Linked DNA regions of Homo sapiens: region 1 is linked to region 2. The links are chromatin contacts, found by Hi-C or POLR2A ChIA-PET in ENCODE. All regions are on one chromosome and are shown on one strand. Each heading gives the region's core, a stretch centred on a gene start or an enhancer-like site at or near the end of the contact. The rest is flanking DNA. Distances are from core to core; before and after follow the strand shown. Region 1 overlaps ETS2-AS1 (ETS2 antisense RNA 1). Region 2 has its middle 47 kb from the start of ETS2.

Region 1 (5,440 bases), core at 1,330-3,829, 44 kb before region 2:
TACCACGAGAACAGTCTGGGGGAAACCGCCCTCATGATTCAGTTATCTCCCAACAGGTCCCTCCCACAACATGTGGGAATTATGGGAACTATAATTCAAGACGAGATTTGGGTGGGGACACAGCCAGACCATATCAGGCATTAAGTTCCAACATATGAATTTTGGGAAGACACCAACATTTGGATCATAGCAATGTGAAAACTCTTTTCTAAGGCAATTTTAAATTTTTGTCATTTATATTCCCACAAGGTATCCTGAGCAGAACTACACCAGATAACATGGTAGAGTTTTTTTAAAGGTTCTTAAGGGGTGTATCTTAATGTAGCTAATAAATATCCCAGTAGGGCTTTCCATGTGTTTGTTTCAAATCATAGAACCAATTTAAACTCCACCCCTTTTGGATGGGGCCAGACTCATACAAGGAGTGGTGACTATATGAGTTAATGTGGTTTTACTACTCAGGAGGAGAGATTTAGCTGTCATTTTAGACCTCATTTAAAATATTATAACTTCCTTCTCATGTTTCTAATATTCTATCTTGTACAGTAGTTACATTTTTGGATTTAAAATCCTCCCTTTTGAGCCTTTGTAAGCTAGTGTAGAGATTCATGATGTGCGATGAGTTACAATTTTTATGAGGCCCAACTTTGAGTCTCAGGCACTACAGGAATGGGCCCCAGAGGTGGGTTCCTGTTTTCACCTGGCATCTGGCGTCACTGTGGCTTCATCATCCCATACTCACCCTGACCTCCTCCCTTTCATGCGAAAGTGAACATTTTATTGTGAAGTCCTGTTCTATGGTGATATTAACAAATTTGAGGAATTTTGTAGTCCTTGCAATGCAAACTCACAACTGTCAAATGTCTACTGTTTCTATTTTTACCTTTTCTGAGTATTAAAAAATGAAGTATAATTTAAGTACAACAAAATGCACAGATCTTACATGCTTAGTTTGATAAGTTTGGACAATTGTACACCTGTGTAACCATCATCCCAATCAAGATTCAGAACACATCCACCACCCCAGAACTTCCTCTTCTCTCCCTTTCCAGTGAATTGTTGATCCACCCCCACAATCTTGGAGGCAGCCACTTTTTGACTTCTATCACCATAGCTTTAACCTCATAGAACAGTTTTGCCTGTTCTAGAGTTTCAAACAAATGAATTCTTCCAACATGTATTCTTTGTGTGTGTGACTTCTGTCTCTCAAAGTGGAGTTTTTGAGATGTGCCCATGTTGTTGCACCTATTAGTAACTTGTTCTATTTAATTGCTCAATAGTATTCTACTGTATGACTATACCACAGTTTGTTTACCCATCCTCCTGTTGATGGACATTTGTCATTTTGGGGAAGAAGGCTATTGTAAATAAAGCAGCTATAAACATTCTTGCATACGCTTTCTGTAGACATAGGTTTTCATTTCTTTGGGGTAAGTATTCATACCTAGAAATGGAATTGCTGGGCAATAGGGTAGCTTTAAGAGAATTGCCAAACAGTTTTTTAACATGATTGTACCATTACTCTCCCCTAGTAATATAAGATAGTTCCGGTTTCTCTACATCTTGGCCAACATTTGGCATTGTCAATCATTTTTATTTGAGCGACTCTAGTGGGTGTGAAATGGCATCTTGATGTAGTTTTAATTTCCGTTTCTCTGATGACTAATGGTGCTGAGCGACCTGTCATGTGCTTCCTGACCATTCCTACATGTTCTTCTGTTAAGTGTCTGTTCTTTTGCCCATGTTTAAAATCAGGTTATTTGGTTGCTCACGTTAATTGGTAAGAGTTCTATTATTTATTTTTGTACTTGTCCTTTTCCCTGGTTACCTTCTAAGTTCCTTGAGATATTTTATCAATTCTCTCTACAGCGTCCAGCACAGTGCTTTGTAAATAGCAGGTGCTTAATAAACACTTATTGGATTATCAGCATAAAGTAGTAACCCTGCCTGTACAGTGGAACAACTTGTTGATTTTATTAACAGAATTCAGTAAAGTTTGGGCATTCAATTTTTGGATTGGCAGCGTCTCTTACTTTTCACTTTTTGAATTGGACATTACTCTTTTCCAGTATGTGACCTTTTGCCAACATTCAGGCTGCTCATTTCTAAATGCTTTAAGCCAATCTGGCATACAGTACTTGATTGTGGAAACTGTCATAAACTTTATAGTTAATTTTTATAAGACTTACTTAGGAAGATCTGAAGTTTTCATGATAGGTGATCTCTTCGAGAAGTTGAAATATTTATAGTCTTGAAAATAGAATGTTCTGTACCATCACCTTCTGTTTTCCTCCTCTTCTGAAATTTATGAGACATTTCTTAACCAAGAACCAGAGCCCAAGGGGCAGACAGAAGAAATATAAATAGTTTTATTTGAAGATAAAGATGGTGAGCATCGACAAAAAGAATATCTGAGGCTTTTTAAACCTTGTCTCCTTTCCAATTTTGTCAGCCAGAAGCATTATAAATGGGTGCTCCACTTTGAAAGAACACCTGCAATGATGTCATCTTTATGTTCTTAAATTAGTTCTAGACAGACTGGCCAGCTTGGGTAAGCCAGAGCAACGTTTCCATTCTCATCCATTTGAACTTTGCCTCAGACCTATGGCTCCTGTGTGCTAACCCCATGTTTTAGAAAAGCTCTCATCCCCAGGGTGATTCAGAAATCTTGAAAATCATATGTAGCCAGTGAATTTATTGGTTAATTTTTTTATCTCAAGTCAACTCAACAAATTAAAATTCTTTCCTGATCTGATCTCAAAAGTAATACTTGCTTGTTGTAGATAATATAGCATGAATGCATACAGAAAATAAGGTTGATCTAAAAATTGATCTCACAAAAATAATTACTATTAAAATCTCATAGGTTTACTTGCCATTATTTTTGTTTTTATTTTCTAACATTATATCTAACCTGTAGTCTATAAAAAAAGAATCATAGTGAATATATTCATGGATACTGGGCTTTGTTTGTTTTTTTATTTTATTTTATTTTTTTCTCCAGAGTGATTTTCACTTACTGTTACAGATTTTTACCGGCTGTGTAGCATTTCATTTTGTTCTGTTTGTTGATTATGTTTGTATTGTATCTCAATAGTTTTTTTTTCTTCATGTTCTGAATAAGAATGAAATCTTTTTCACCAATGAGAGTATATTTTTGTTTGCTTCATGTTGGTGTATGGAAAAGCAATGGACTGTTGTACGTTTATTATTATTTTTTAATCTGGTCCCTTTACTTTGTTTTTTTTTTCAATTCAAAGTGCTTAGAGTTGAATCCCTTGGGTGTTTAGGTTATCCAGCCATGTTGTTAGTTTATAATGAACTTTTAATCACCTCCTTTCTCTTAGTTATGGTTCATAGTTCTACTTCCAGTCTTATTACATGACTCTGATCTTCTTGAGCAAGGTGAAATAGTAGACACACCTGCCTTGTTTCTGGTTTTAACAGGAATACTTTTAATGTTTCATATGCTGGCCACTTGTTTACGTTTACATAATTATGATGTGAAAGAAGTATCCTTGAGTTCTCATTTTCCCTAAGGATTTTTAACAATGTGAGAATGTGTTTTAGGTGTTATTTAATGCCCTTTAAATCCTAATAAATGTGGGGACCGCTGACATAAAGTATTATAACGTTGAATTTTCTAAAATTGAATGCTTTTGCATTCCCAAGATAAGATATGCTTTCCTTGATCATGATAGAAAATTCCTTTAGGATACTATTTATTTTGCCGCTACTTTATTTAGGATTTAAAAATTACTCCTAAGTGAGACTAGCTCATGATTTTCTTTTCTTTATTGCATTATCTTTGTTAGGTACAGAAATCAAGATTAATTTAGCTTCATGAAATCGATTGTGTAGCTTTCCATCTTTTTCTATTTTCTAGAAGAGTTGATACAACCTGATTCCTCAAATTTGTGAAAGAAACTTTTGACATATGTTAATTGTATTTTAAATTTCTTTTGTGGCTAGTAATATATTCACATTTAAATTTTTCTCTTATGTCAATTTTGGTAACATGCCCAGAAAAGTGTGCTTAATTTTAAGATTTTAAATTATATTTTGCAAGGTAGAATATCATAATCTCCTATCACTTTTGTTCTCAGCTCAGTTTAATTTTAAAAACTTTTTATTATATAAAATTAGAGAAGATAGTACAATTAACTATTGTCCCATCTTCTAGCTTCAACATTAGTCAGTTCATGAAAACTTCATTCTACTTATATCCCCATTCATTTTGTCATTCACTGCCACCCCCTCTCCCATTATTTTGAACAAATTCCACCATCATAATTTCATCTTTAAATATTTCATCATGTAGCTCTAAAATATATGGACCTAAAAATAGTGAAAATATCACTACCTACCTAAAACGTTGGCAATAATTTCTTGATGTCATCAAATATTCATTCAATGTTCATGTTTCTCCAATGATCTTTTGCTTTTATACAGTTTGAGTACATACATTATAATCAGTTGATATGTTGCCTCCATTTCTGTTATTATACCTTTCTCCTTCCAACTCTTTTTTCCCTTGACATTTCTTATTTCTGATTTCTTATTTGCCCATTTTTCCTGCTTATGTTTATCGGAAGCTTATCATTTTGCCTTTCTCTTTTGTTATTTGTTCATTTTTTCTGTTTTCTTAATTATATTTGCTTAGGGTTTATTATATTTTTTAAAGAGCCAAATATTGCACTACATCAAATTTGACACTATACTCCCAGCCTCCTCTAAAACATATTTATCTTATTGCAATTGTTTTCTTAGAATCCTTTCTTATCTCACCAATCATGTTTATCTTCTCATCTGGTTGTCTTGGCTCGTCTTACTTTTTAAAAAACTGATGTTAATTTTCCATTCACCTTTTTTCTGTTTTCTGTGTAAGAGCCTGTGGAAAAACAGTTAAGACCCCTCAGTGGCTGGGCAGTGGGAGCTGCAGATCAGCCTTCAGTGGGAGACTGAGCCCCTTAGACTTCAGTAGGGATCAGCTGAATGGGCCCAGAGGCCACCTACACCTATAGCCCAGTCTGCAGCCTCAGCTTGGAGAGCAGTCAACTCAGGAACTGGAGCAGTCCATTCTCCCTGAAATTCCTCCCTGGCCACAACCTTTTCCGCAGCAGCTGCTCTTCCCTTTCTGTCTCTTCAGGATCTCTGTGGAACTGGAGATCAGACATGGCCTTCCATGGGTGTCACAGGGGTGCCACCATGCACAGAACTTCCTGGGCCAGCATCGCCTACATCAGACCTGTGGAGTGAGCTCGTCTCCATTTTTCACATGTTTTAATCCCTCCTCAAAGCTCTCAGACATTTAAACTACTATCAATCCCCATTCACTGAGCCAGACTCTTGTGGTGTTAGTGCAAAATGTGCTCCTTGTGGAGCACACAACCTGCCATCTTTCTGTCTTTAATGCTCATCTTCTTTCCCCTTCCTTTGC
Region 2 (5,411 bases), core at 894-3,393:
TTGCTCACGCCGCCCTTCTTGCCCCTTTGCCCTGATACTTTTTCTGTAGTCCACATTGTCTGATATAAATACAGATATTCCAGCATTAACATGGTATATCTATCTCTATCTCTTTACTTGTATTCTAATTGTGTCTTTATAGTTAAAGTGAGTTTCTTGTAGACAACATACAGTTAGGTCTGGTTTTTTTAATCCACCCAGCTAGCGTCTGTCTTGTAATTCACATATTTAGAACATTGACATATAAACTAATTATTAATATATTTGATATAATATCAACCATATTTATTACTGTTTCTATGTGTTTCCCTTGTTCTGTTTCTTTTTCCTCTTACACTTTTTTCTCCTTTTCTGATTTTCCTTGAGAATTTTATATGATTCCATTTTATTTCCTCTTTCATTATATATCAGTTATACTTCTTTACAATTTTTTTAGTAGTTGCCTGTGATTTTGCAATATACACTTAAAACTGATCCAAGTCCATTTTCAAATAACACAATACCACTTCATGTGTAGTGAGAATATGTTATCACAGAGTATTCACAATTCTTTTCCTCATCTCTTATAACATTTTTGTCATTCATTTCACTAATTTATAAACTATAATCACCCAATACATGTTTACTATTATTATCTTGAAGAAAATGATAAACTGTTAGATTAGCATAAAATATGAAAAAGAAATTATTCATTTTAGCCTTCGTTTCTTTCTTCTTGAATGCTCTTCATTCCTTTTAGTAGACCTGAGTTTTTCACCTATGTCATTTTCCCTTCTTTTTCAAGGAAGTCCTACTGGCAGCAAACCCCTTCCGTTTTTCTTTCTCTGCAAAAGTATTTGCCATTCACTTTTGAAGGATAATTTCACTGGATACAGAATTCTATCTATAGCTAGTGGTGTTTTCTTTCTTTCAGCCCTTTAAATATTTCACTCCACACTCTCTTTTTACTTGCATGGTTTTCGAGGAGAAGTCTGATGTAGTCTTATGCTTGATCCTCCATACGTAAGGTAGGTTTTTTTTCCACCTCTGAATTCTTTCATTATTTTCTCTGCATCTTTGATTTTCTGCAATTTGAATATATACTATATACCTAGGTATACGTTTTAAAATATCCATCCTGCTTGGTGTTCTCTTTAGTTTCCTGAATCTGTGGTTTGGTGTCTCATTAATTTTGGAAAATTCTCAGTCATTATTACTTCAAATATTTTTTCTGTTCTTTTCTCCCTTTCTTCTTTTTTGGTATTCCCATTACATATATGTTACACCTTTTGTAATTGTCCTGCCATTTTTAAACATGGTGCTCCATTTTTTTTTCAGTCTTTCTTCCCTTTGTCTTTCAGTTTGAGAAGTTTCTATTCATATATCTTCAAGCTCACTGACATATAGCTTATATTGTGTTCCAGTTACTACAAAAGAGCACTGCGGATGTGCTGGGCAGAAATGGGGGAGGCGAATCATTCTATATAGAGTCCAATGATTAGGTTTCAGGTTTTTAGTGAGCCTGTGTCCCTGGGCTGTGACCTTCACCTGGGAGTCTCAGTTATTATCCCATCTTATATTAGGTAATACAGGAAAGCTAGCTGAGATGGGACTGGGATGTTTCCTTTTCCCTGGGTGTTAGGATGAAGGAAGCTGAAGTACAGCATTTCCCTCCACAAAGATGAGGTGGTGCTTCTCCACCTGTCCACTAAGATAATGGAGGTGGTGGAGCCTGGTAGACCACAAGTAGGGTGGTGGCACAGATGTGATGTCCCCTGCCCAAGATGGAATCAGAGAGCCAGCCTGGGATCCCACCTCCATCACTTCCCAGCTTTGTGATCCTGAGCAAATTAGTTATTGTCACTGCAGTGTCATTTCCTCATCTTAAAAGAAGGTAATAACAGTCATCCCATAGCACACTTATGAGAGTTAAATCAAATGATGCAAGGGAAATGCCTGCAACACTGCCTGGCAGATAACAGAGTCTCAACAGATGGTAGAGGTCATTCTGAAGAGAATGCCATTTGACCTAACTGGGGTGACGAAGGCAGTTAAGAGTAGGCGAGAGGAGTGGTAGGGCTTGGGGAAAGCAGGTCAGGCAGCTGGTGGGATTTGCAGAGCTGAGGAGAGCCTTCCAGGTGCATTTAGTTGCTGACGGAGTCTGGCCCAAGCCCAGGCCACAGGCACAGTCCCAGGAGACATGCTCATGAGCTGTCATCTCAGTCCAGCCGCTGACTCACCCCACAGGCGGGCACCCAGGGAGCAGGTGCTGCAGCTGTTGCGTCATTAGACCTCTGAGGCTGTAAGAGCTGACCATCTTCTGGCTGATGGAGTAACTTGCCCACAGGTGGGGATGGGAGGGATGAAGGCCCAGCCTCTCTTGTGTGTCTGGGATGAGAGGGACAGTATCCTCACCTTGGTCTAGACTTTGTCGTTCAAAAGGTAAGCTGGGGAGCAGCAGGCTCAACATCACCTGGGCGCGTGTTACAGATGCAAACCTCTGGTCTAGTCCCAAACTTGCTGAGTCTTAATCTGCATTTGGCAAGCTCTCAAAGTGATTCCTTTGTATGTAAAAGTCTAAGAAGCACTGGCTAGCATCTTTCTGGTTCACATGCACGTTAAAGCTTGAGAAGTGTTGGCCTAGGGATCTTCGTGGATTCCAAATAGAAGTCAGAATACCAATAACCAGTATTAATTTCTGATTGTAATATCAGCAGCTGAAGGATCAAGGTGTTTGGAACCCAGGAATCACAATCAGACTTTTTCAGGCCGCAAATGGATTGATAAAACAATGGAGGTCTCTCTGATAAGGTAACATTTCAGCTGAGCATGGAAGTAAGTGAAGACATGATCATAGGAGTATCTGGGGATCGAGCAGCAAGTGCAAAGGCCCTGGGGCTGGAACACACTCAGTGTGTGTGAGAAATGGCAAGGGGTTCAGTGTGCCTGATGCAGATTAAGCAAAGAGGCCAGGAGTAGGAGGTGATATGGAAAGATTGTGTTGACTCTGCAGTTCATGGTAAGGCCTTAGGATATTGTCATGAGTGAAATGGGAAGCTGTCGGAAGGTTTAGAATGAAGGGGTCATATTATCTGACTTTTGTTTTAACAGGAATCTCTCCAGCTGAGTCTAATTTCTGAGAGTAGACTGAAGAGGACACAGCAGGGCAGTCTAGTCAGAGGTGCCTGCAGGAATCCCAGACGAATGGTAGGGAAGGTAGTGAAGGAGGTGAAGAGATGAGCTTTGAGCCTGGTCCTGTTTAGAGCAGAGCTGGCAGGACTTGCTAGGGATGGGTGCATGCTGTGGGAGAAAGAGAAGCTCCTGGGTTGGCTCTGTGCACCTCTGTGACTCAGCTTTCCTGGAAGGTGCTTTGCGTTTTTCCTTCAGTATCTGACAGGCATGGGCAGAAGAGTCTTTGTTTTTTGGGGGGCTTTTTTGTTTGTTTGTTTGTTTGTTTGTTTGGTGATGGAATTTCACTCTTGTCACCCAGGCTGGAGCACAGTGGCCTGATCTCGGCTCACTGCAACCTCTGCCTCCCGGGTTCAAGTGATTTTCATGCCTCAGGCTCCCAAGTAGCTGGGATTAAAGGCGCCCAACACCACTCCCAGCTAATTTTTGTATTTTTTAGTAGAGACGGGGTTTCACCATGTTGGCCAGGCTGGTCTTGAACTCCTGACCTCAGGTGGTCCACTCACCTCGGACTCCCAAAGTGCTGGGATTACAGGCGTGAACAACCATGCCCAGCCCAGGCAGAAGAGGCTTAAACATGGCCGGTGGTACATGTACTTTCATTACTTTTCTGCCCACCCCCCCTAAAATGTCAGTAAAAGCATGAAAACAGGGAACCTTACAGGATGAGGAGCCCAGGACTGGGGATTAAATAAGATGAATGACAATGTGAGTTATGTCTGAAGAGGAAAGCAGACACAGCCATGGGTGGGAGGTGACTTAGCAGAGGGAAGGAAGCTGGCTACCGAGTGTCTGCAGTCAGAGGTGCAGGCAGAAGACCTTGAGGATCCACCCGAGAGGCTCCGGAATCAGACTCCAGGCCCTCTGAAAGGTTGGGATGAGATGGGGTTGGCAAGAGGTGGGTTATTGAATGCTGTCCAAGGGTTGTTAGATCTGCTGCTCAGGCAGACACTAGCTCCTTGATCCCACGAGAGACTCGAGGGTGATCCTCTGGGAAATCGAGGCAGCTGGCACTCCAGTGCAGGGTGAGGTGGGGATATGAATTGTGCACACTGAATGGTGGACTTCTGGCCCCTTCCCCATCCCTGCTCCAGGGCAGCCATAGCCAAACCTATAACCAGCAAGCAGGAAAACAGATGACCTCTGAGGACAACATCACCCAGAGGACAGGCTCCAGATGCTAACAATGTGGGCTCCTCTGAACATGTACTTCGCCTCTCACTGCACAGGCAAATCCTGCCCCAGCACACCAGTTTCTGATAAATATTTTAGTGTCTCACTCTTAACTATGAATAGATAGCCAAGGATCACCAGACAGGAAGCCCTCTAACACAGACAAACAGAAACTAAAGACAAGACAGAAAGGATCTCAGAGAAAACAGGCAATTCAGGGAGCAGAGGGAAACTTTCTGGACAAACCCACAATTAAAACCTTCTAGGACTTAAGAGGAGCTGTATACTTGTGATTCAAGATCAGGCTCCTAGCAGGAACATTCATAGCTCCAGGATTAGGGGCAGGAAAGAGGACAGAGCTGAAACAAAATTCTACAGGAGGATTAGAAGATAACAATGAGAATTTTTGCCAAAAAAAAAATACCGCAAAAGGCCGAAGAACCAACAATAGGAGAGGAGAGATGAAAAGACAAGAGAAGAAAGTTGAACTCCTGACAAACAGGAATTCCAAAAGAGAGAAAAGGAAAAAAATATATAGAGAATAAGTTATTTTTTAAAATGCAAGAAAATTCCCTAGAGCTAAGTGGCATAAATCTCCTGATAGATGCTCAGGCCAAGGCAAATCATCATGGAATATCACTGCAGCAGAGATAAAGAGAAGGCCTTAGAAGCTTCTAGAGGAACACAGAGGCCACTTAGCAAATATCAGCAATCAGGAGGCCCTTAGAATTCTCAACAGCAACACAGGGAGCTAGAAGACAAGGGCCTTCAAAATTCTGGAAGGGCAACAAATTTCTAATGTGGAATTCTTGGCTTATGAAACTACTGATCAATTTTGAAAATGAAATACAGGCATTTTCAAGCACTCAAGATCTCAAGAAACGTTTCTTGTCTGCACCCTTTCTCAGGCAGTTACTGGGCACATGCTCGTCCAAGATAAGAGAAAACCAAGAAAGAGGAGTCTCAGCAGCGAAACCAGTGAAGCAGAGCAGGACAGAAGGGATTGTCAGGCTGGCAGCCATGCAGGGGACCCAGGGAGCCATCAGTCCAGGTGGAAGCTGGGAGACCAG

Evidence for each region. Hi-C counts contacts between places; a loop is a spot of excess contacts on that map. ChIA-PET counts read pairs that join two places held with the same protein, here RNA polymerase II (POLR2A). Pooled maps may share reads with other maps.
Region 1: a loop to region 2 is called in a map of psoas muscle, with 10 times the contacts of the local background. The contact joins two enhancer-like sites. A Hi-C loop is called at or near these places in 12 of 168 maps with a recorded cell type or tissue (CD8-positive, alpha-beta T cell, Right ventricle myocardium inferior, gastrocnemius medialis and 5 more) and 5 of 50 pooled maps. POLR2A ChIA-PET finds 5 or more read pairs at or near these places in 2 of 52 experiments (MCF 10A and OCI-LY7).

What each region holds. Positions count from the first base shown.
Region 1 is chr21:38,894,735-38,900,174 of GRCh38, reverse strand. All of the region lies in intron 3 of ETS2-AS1 (ETS2 antisense RNA 1), which reads left to right. It also overlaps the pseudogene RPSAP64. Among named protein-coding and RNA genes, the nearest start is that of ETS2-AS1, 41 kb to the left of the region's middle. Within about 2 kb of position 2,579, at least 4 of the 41 ENCODE cell types and tissues checked have a DNase peak (open chromatin) inside an H3K27ac peak, as active enhancers do; they include gastrocnemius medialis, where a contact is called at or near this core.
Region 2 is chr21:38,850,368-38,855,778 of GRCh38, reverse strand. No RefSeq gene overlaps it. Among named protein-coding and RNA genes, the nearest start is that of ETS2, 47 kb to the right of the region's middle. Within about 2 kb of position 2,143, at least 5 of the 41 ENCODE cell types and tissues checked have a DNase peak (open chromatin) inside an H3K27ac peak, as active enhancers do; they include gastrocnemius medialis, where a contact is called at or near this core.